Linked DNA regions of Homo sapiens: region 1 is linked to region 2. A link is an interaction called in ENCODE POLR2A ChIA-PET data of the cell type or tissue named here. Cell type or tissue: GM12878. All regions are shown on one strand.

Region 1 (4,000 bases), 76 kb before region 2:
CAACAGGGCTCCTAGGTCAAAAATGTGTTAAAAGCTTGTAATGTCAACAAGAACCAAAAAAAAAAAAAAAAAAAAAAAAACGGGGTGGCGGGGGGAATGAAGGGGAAAGGGGGGCATGAAGGGGAATAAGGAGGAAAGGCTGCATGCACGGGTCTATTATAGACATGATATTCAGCAGCATAAAAAATAATACCCTCCAAAGAATCCCTCTACTGGGGCAAAACCTGTTTTTCACTGCTAAGCATGGAAAAGATTAAGAAAGCAGAACAAATTCACTTCTAACTATAGCATCTTCCATATATCAATGACAAGCATGTTCAACCTGATGCTACATGTTAATAAAATATTCAGTATACATAAGAATCTAAGCAACATAAAAACAAAAGGCTAAATTATGAACCTTAAAAAAATTGGAGAAAACATGTTTTAAAGCCAAGTAGAATGATTCTGATAATTATTATATATGACATAATCCACAGAAAGGCCAAGAAAAGAATCTTCATATTGTTCAGTATTTAGGCTTGATGTTGTCCCAAGAAAACAGTGATAATAATTCAATGAATGTGTTACACATACAACTAAAAAGTCCCCTTCTGGTTTCAAATGAATTTAAACAACAATCTTCCTTGGCTAATTTTTCTCCTCTGTCAAACAAACCTTCTATGTACAGGACCAGTTTAAATCCCTCCTCCCCTTCAAACACTAGATATGAACATCCAGGAACATTCTACAATGCAAAGTGCCTTAAGAAAGAGAAGGATTCTGTAGTGCCAGTGATAGAACTGATCTGAGGAAGCTGAGATGCTATTAACACTGATAAGAGCCAGTCAGGCAATGGTGGTTTGTTTCTCCTCAGGTGTTTCCTCCAACAACTGCATGATCAGTTCATGCAGGGGTTTGCAGATCTTTGCATAGCCCCCTCCTGTCAGATGCAGAAAATCAAACATGTCGTGGCAGGAGATGGCACCGTCCGAGTGCACAAAACCCCCGTCGGTATCCAGGAGCTGCACGTTGGCAAGCTTCGGCAGCGAAACCTTGAGGAGTTGGTTCACCTTGGCGTTCTTTTGCCTCAAAGGATTGGGTTTCTCACCTCGAGGTAACAAACCCTGGGGCACAGTGGAAAACATTAAATTAGAAGATTCACTTATTTTTCTCTACTTATTATTTATAACTTCAGATATTCCTGGAACATCTCCATTTGGCACTTTCTACACCTTTGAGTTGTGAAACATTGGAAAATACTGTTTTGAATGAAAGCTAACCATTTCTTCTTAGTTTTTTCATGGGTTCCCTTCCTCCTGTCCCTTAACTGTTGGTATTCTTCAAGGACCTGTCCTCTGGCCCACTACTCTAAATACTTTAGCCAGATCTCTTCCTAGAGCTTCAGAATTACATATGAAACTTCTAAGCTACAGAAAGAAATTTAAATGTTCCCAAGGCACTCCCAACTGATCCAAAAGCAATTCATTAAACTATGCTCTTCCTCTTTATCAACTGGTCATTCCAACATCTGCAAGTCTCACATCCCATATATCTTATCTATTTATCATTAAATTATTCAACTTTTGCATCCTAAATGTCATTTTCTTGTCTCCATCCTGATTATATACACTGCTATAGCTCAGGAACTTATCTCCAATCATCTTAATTACTATAAAACCTCCTGATTGGTCTTCCCACCTCCAACGTTGTCTACCCTTCAATCCATTCTCCATTTGGCTGTCAGAATAATCAAGCTCATAGATACACATCATCTATTAATGCCACATGGAACCCACACCATAATATACTATGAGAAAAAGAGGTGGAATGAATGCTGTCTTGATGAATCAGAGCTATTCACCCTGGAATAACCCTGGAATAACTGTTTTAATTTTGTCTTCTTGTAGCCCTTTTCCAATTGCATAGATACTAGGATTAGGCATGAGCTACCATGCCCAGCAAAGCAATTCAAAAACATTTTCACTTAAATACACCATAAAGTCTGTTTGCACACAGCCCTCATAATTGTAATGTGATTACTGCTATCATATTCAATGACTTATACAATCATTTCCATGATACTACTATTTAGGTTATTTCCAAAGTTTTAGTATTATGGACAACACCATAATTAACACTTTTGTATATCCAATTTAAAAACAAAGAATATGGAAGGCTTATTGAGCAACATTCATACAACAAATATTTCCTAAGCAAATACTATGTACTAGTCACTGTACTTAACAGGTGGACTCTTAACACAATCCTTTCTGGAATAAGGCAGGTATAAATAAGTACCTCAACAAGTAAATGAAATGCCTTGTAATAAAAAAGATCTGGCCCCCCAGCAACTGTGGATAAAATCCAAACATCCCAACAGCATATGAATTCCTACATGACCTGGTCTGGCGCAGTGGCTCACGCCTGTAATCCCAGCACTTTGGGAGGATGAGGCGGGCAGATCACGAACGAGGTCAGGAGTTCGAGACCAGCCTGGCCAATATGGTGAAACCCCGTTTCTACTAAAAACAAACAAAAATTAGCCGGGCATGGTGGCATGCACCTGTAGTTCCAGCTACTTGGGATTTGAGGCAGAAGAATCACTTGAACCCGGGAGGCGGAGGTTGCAGTGAGCTAAGATCACGCCACTGCACTCCAGCCTGGGCAGTAGAGCGAGACTCCATCTCAAATTAAAAAAAAAAAAAAAAAATCCTACATGACCTGGTTGTGGCCTCCTTCTCCTAACCATCCCAGGCTCAAACTTTATGCAGCCTCCTCTGCTCACCCAACAAACACATACATGTACAAGCCTTTGCTCAATTCTCTTTATTTTTCTATAATACCTTCCTTCTTTCCCTATTTGTCTGGAAACCAATGAAGTCTTTGAATGCAGATGTCAACTTTTGTTAAACACGTTTTCACCTTACTCTAAACAGCACACAGTATAATAATTCTGTGTTGCTGTCTCCATACACTAGACTGTGAGCTCCTTGAGACCGAAACTATGTCTTACTCATTTTTGTATGCTCAAGAACTAGGATAGTGCCTTGTACACAGTGATCCTCAGGTTTTTTGAGTAAATGACTATCTTCCTAACACCATCTCACTAAAGAACTAAATTTGTATCAGATTTTGCTAAAACATGTTTCAAACTGACTAAGAATATCTACAGCTAGACATTTTTTTTTTTTTTTTGAGACCGAGTTTTGCTCTGTTGCCCAGGCTGGAGTGCAGTGGCACGATCTCGGCTCACTGCAACCTCCACCTCCCAGGTTTAAGAAATTCTCTGCTTCAGCCAGGCGTGATGGCTCACGTCTGTAATCGCAGCACTTTGGGAGGCCAAGGCAGGCAGATCACGAGGTCAGGAGATCGAGACCATGGCTAACACGGTGAAACCCCATCTCTACTAAAAATACAAAAAATTAGCCGGGTGTGGTGGCGGGCGCCTGTAGTCCCAGCTACTCGGGAGGCTGAGGCAGGAGAATGGTGTGAACCTGGGAGGCCGAGCTTGCAGTGAGCCGAGATCATGCCACTGCACTCCAGCCTAGGCGACAGAGCGAGACTCTGTCTCAAAAAAAAAAAAAAAGAAAAAAGAAATTATCTGTTTCAGCCTCCCGAATAGCTGGGATTACAGGCACGTGCCACCACGCCCAGCTAATTTTTTTGTATTTTTAGTAGAGACGAAGTTTCACCATCTTGGCCAGGCTGGTCTTGAAATCCTGACCTTGTGATCCACCCGCCTCGGCCTCCCAAAGTGCTGGGATTACAGACGTGAGCCACCACACCCGGCCTACAGCTAGACTTTTATACTGAAACAGACAGCTGTTCACCTTTGAGACCATGAAGAGTTAATGCTTTAATTCTACAAAAGGGTAGCACCTTTCTGTTCAGGGTACAACTATAAAGTATCCATTTTCTTGCTGATGAAATTTTTTATGTTTTAGAGAAGATTAGAATGTCTAATATACCACCTTTAACATATTAGCAGTAAAACAGGACACTTACAAAGTAATCCAAA
Region 2 (4,000 bases):
ATTCTAGGGTCTGGAGTGCACCAATGAACAAGGGAGACAAAAAGCATCTGCCTTTCTGGAGCTTTCTAGTAGAAGGAGACAGACAAGGGACATGTAAAAAAATTAAAAATTTCATATAGGAATGAATACCAGGAAGAAAATAAACGGACTAGAGAATCCCTGGGGGGGGCTGCTGCCTCAGATAGAGTGGTCAGGGAAGACCTTTCTTTCCAAGATGATGATATTTGAGCTGAGACCTGAGTGATGAGAAAAAGCCAACCTGGGAAGATTTGGAAGACAGAAGATTCCTTACAGAAGGAATGGCATGTGCAAAGGCCATGGGGCAGAAGTGAGTTTGGTTTGGTCAAAGATTAGACACAAGGTCATGATGCCATGGTACCTTAGCAAACAAGTGGAAGGATGGGAAAAGATGAGGCCAGACATGTAGGAGGGGCCAGATCATCTGGGTCTTATGGCCATTTTATGGAATTGGGTGTGACACGGGGGTGACATCAGAGAGTATCAAGCAGAACACTAATATCACCTAATTTATGTTTTTAAAACGTGGCTGGATGTGGTGGCTCATGCCTGTAATTCCAGTGCTTTGGGGGGGCATGAGGCAGGAGGATCACTTGAGGCCAGGAGTTCAAGACCAGCCTGGGCAACATAGTGAGATCCCATCTCTACAAACAATTTAAAAATTAGCTGGGTGTGGTGGTGCGCACCTGTAGCCTCAGCTACTTGGGAGGTGGAGGCGGGAGGATCACTTGATCCTGGGAGTCTGAGGCTGTGGTGAACTATGGACACACCATTGTATCCCAGCCTGGGTGACAGAGTGAAACCCTGTCTCAGGAAAACAAACCAAAAGAAAAACAGCAACTCATGCTGGTTATTTTATGGTTAAGAGCAAGAATCCTTTTCTGATGCATTTCTTGGCACAAGGGAGGAGTTCAGTTTTAACAACTTATATTCTTTCTCACTGTAGAGGAATATTGACATAAATTGCACATAAATTAAGCATGATCAACTAACAAGTATTTGTTGATTTATTGGGCATGAAAAAGACCTTAGAGAGGTTCTATTCTAGTTCTGTCTTCTCCACAGTCTGGAAAGACAGACTTAACAGAATTTATAATCTCAGGTTTTGCCTGGCATGGTGGCTCACGCCTGTAATTCCAGCACTTTGGGAGGCTGAGGCAGGTGGATCACCTGAGGTCAGGAGTTCGAGACCAGCCTGGCTAACATGGCGAAACCCTGTTTTTACTAAAAATACAAAAAATTAGCCAGGCGTGGTGGTACATGCCTGTAATCCCAGCTACTTGGGAGGCTGAGGCAGGAGAATTGCTTGAACCCAGGAGGCAGAGGTTGCAGTGAGCCGAGATCGTGCCGTCGCACTCCAGCCTGGGCAACAAGAGTGAAACTCCGTCTCAAAAAAAAAAAAAAAAAAAAAGAAAAAAAAAACCTCAGGATTTTACGGACTTTTAAAGTCATTTAGACCAATTATCCATTAGATTCATGGCTCATCTCTCTCCTCACTCCCATTTTCCCGGAGTCTTATAGGTAGTTAGTGGGGGAGCTGGAGTTAGAATCCAGTTATCACTACTCCTACTTAATTCTACCCTGACTTCTCTAATCACAGAAAACAGTGCCCTTGCCTTCTGAGCACTTGCTTTTTTACTGGGGAAGCGAGATACACCTATACCAATTAAAGTCTAAGATATTTATCCTTTCTATAAGACAAACCAAAAGCGAGATGTCATGATGAGAGGAAACATTTCCGAGTAGAGAGGAAGAGTAAATATTCCAACCCTGTATTTCACCTGTCCTTTGGCATTATACCACTCTGTCACCTTTGCCACTAACTTTTAGTACCCTATGGGTCCACTGCTTTGCCTTTAAATCTGCTAGTCAGATGCCCCTTGGCATGACTGAGATATGAAGAAAATGAAAAGGGAAAGAAGTAAACACAGCATGCAATGACCGTAAAAGTAGTCTGCCTTACGTAGTTTTCTCATGTCATTATATCTAGCTAACTCCTAGGGAATATTGGTAATTATACATTTGTTCTGCTGGGCTGGTCTGATCTACCTTTGAGGGTATGTTTCTTAGATGGGCTCCTCACTTACTAAATGACTAACACTTTCCAGGGATGGTGACATCTTATAACTCATTAAGAGAACTGGTCATCTAGATATATACCTTGATGACACAGGTGAGGGTCAAGAGAACCATTTATATCAAGGGTTCCTCTTTTTTTTTTTTTTCATTATCCTAAGTAAACACAAGAAGGAATTCTTCTTAATATAGTTCTAGTTTCTGGTCTGTGGGCTATGGCTGTTCTCCAGATGAATGATCTCACCTATCAGGTAGGTGAGTCCCTGGTTCCTCCTAATAGCGAGTAGCTTGGTCCCTTTCTGGGATAATAATGTAGTCATACAGTCCCGTGGATGACTGATAACATCAAGAGGGTGAAAATTATATACATTCAAATGGGCTTTTATCCTAATCTAATAAAATATTGCTAAATAAATGGCGTAGGCAATGTCCTTGAGAAGTCTCAACAGTCTTGAATGAATTAGCTTGAAAGACTTCTTTTGGATCTGTTCAGAATAGAATTGCGGAAGCGAGTACGGAACTGTTGGATGAGCCATCAGTAAGTTATGTTAGGAACATATTTGTGTTTAGCAGGTGTGTGATCCGTGGTAGACAAGGAGCCTCTGGACACTGATGGTATTTTATCTCAGACTTAGGCTTTTCAAAGAGGTAGGAATCAGATTGTGAATACTTAGCCACATTTCCCAGAAGTTGAAACGGAAAGAGAAGCAGACTCATTGCCTGTTGAAGCTTGTCTGTGTGGGCTGAGCTCACTCAGTTGGATACTTTCGGCCAGTTATTTTAAACTAAATTTAGGTTTTGATGAAGTTCTGAAAAATTATCAAATTTCTGTCTAGTTTCAGCTCCAGCGCATGTTTACCAGCAGTATACTTTACTTTTCATAGCTCCCCCCAGAATTGAATGTGAAAATGTAGGTTAGTTGCCCACATTTCTTGAGACGGAATTTTTTGGAGAAGAAATTTTTTATTCCATCCATCCATCCAATAAACGTGCAAAATTATCAGAAATAGAAATGGATGATATATGGCCCAAAATTCAAAAGGTACAAAGGAGCATTCAGTGAAATGAAGTCTTCTTGCCACCCCAATACCTGAGTCACACAGTTTCTTAGTCTTTTTTTTTTTTTTTTGAGACGGAGTCTCACTCTGTTGCCCAGGCTGGAGTGCAGTGGCGCGATCTTGGCTCACTGCAAGCTCCACCTCTCGGGTTCACGCCGTTCTCCTGTCTCAGCCTCCAGAGTAGTTGGGACTACAGGCGCCTGCCGCCACGCCCAGCTAATTTTTTGTATTTTTAGTAGAGACGGCGTTTCACCATGTGTTAGCCAGGCTGGTCTCGATTTCCTGACCTCGTGATCTGCCCGCCTCAGCCTCCCAAAGTGCTGGGATTACAGGCGTGAGCCACCGCGCCCGGCCAGCTTCTTACTCTTATAAACATTTATTAAGGGCATCTCTGGATTAGTCCAAGTGCTAGATGCCGTTTATTTTCTGACAGTGCTTTGACATACTTGAAATTTCCAAGCATAATTTTACTTAAAAGTAAAAAAAGAAAATACCTGGCCAGATGCAGTGGTTCACGCCTGTAATCCCAGCACTTTGGGAGGCTGAGGCAGGAGGATCACTTGAGCCCCAGAGTTGGAGACCAGCCTGGGCAACATAGTGAGACCTTATCTCTGCAAATAATAATAATAAAAATAACCAGGGGTGTGGTGGTGCATGCCTGTGGTCCCAGCTACTCAGGAGGCTGAGGTGGGAGGATCGCTTGAGCCCAGGAGGTCAAGGTTTCTGTGAGCTATGATCGCACCACTGAACTCCAGCCTGGGCAACAGAGCCAGAGCACTTCTCAAATAAAAAAGGACCAAAGAAAAATACCTAACCTAACTTATACTGCTCATTAGGATGGCACAGTG

The links. Peaks named below come from ENCODE experiments on the same cell type or tissue, not always from the same donor. Only the 100,000 strongest peaks of a DNase experiment are listed, where the experiment ranks them.
Region 1: POLR2A ChIA-PET joins it to region 2 with 6 read pairs; 15 of 35 experiments call an interaction of 5 or more read pairs at or near these places.

Annotation. Positions count from the first base shown.
Region 1 is chr11:117,164,527-117,168,526 of GRCh38, reverse strand. PAFAH1B2 (platelet activating factor acetylhydrolase 1b catalytic subunit 2) reads right to left here. Exons shown (of 6, transcript NM_002572.4): 6 at 1-1,106. The coding sequence ends at 828. Among named protein-coding and RNA genes, the nearest start is that of SIDT2, 12 kb to the left of the region's middle. In GM12878, no CTCF peak of the experiment used is centred here; no DNase peak of the experiment used is centred here.
Region 2 is chr11:117,088,630-117,092,629 of GRCh38, reverse strand. All of the region lies in intron 1 of SIK3 (SIK family kinase 3), which reads left to right. LOC124902763 (a long non-coding RNA gene) reads left to right here and starts at 3,852. Exons shown (of 2, transcript XR_007062899.1): 1 at 3,852-4,000. In GM12878, no CTCF peak of the experiment used is centred here; no DNase peak of the experiment used is centred here; H3K4me3 peaks cover 1,065 bases; H3K27ac peaks cover 516 bases.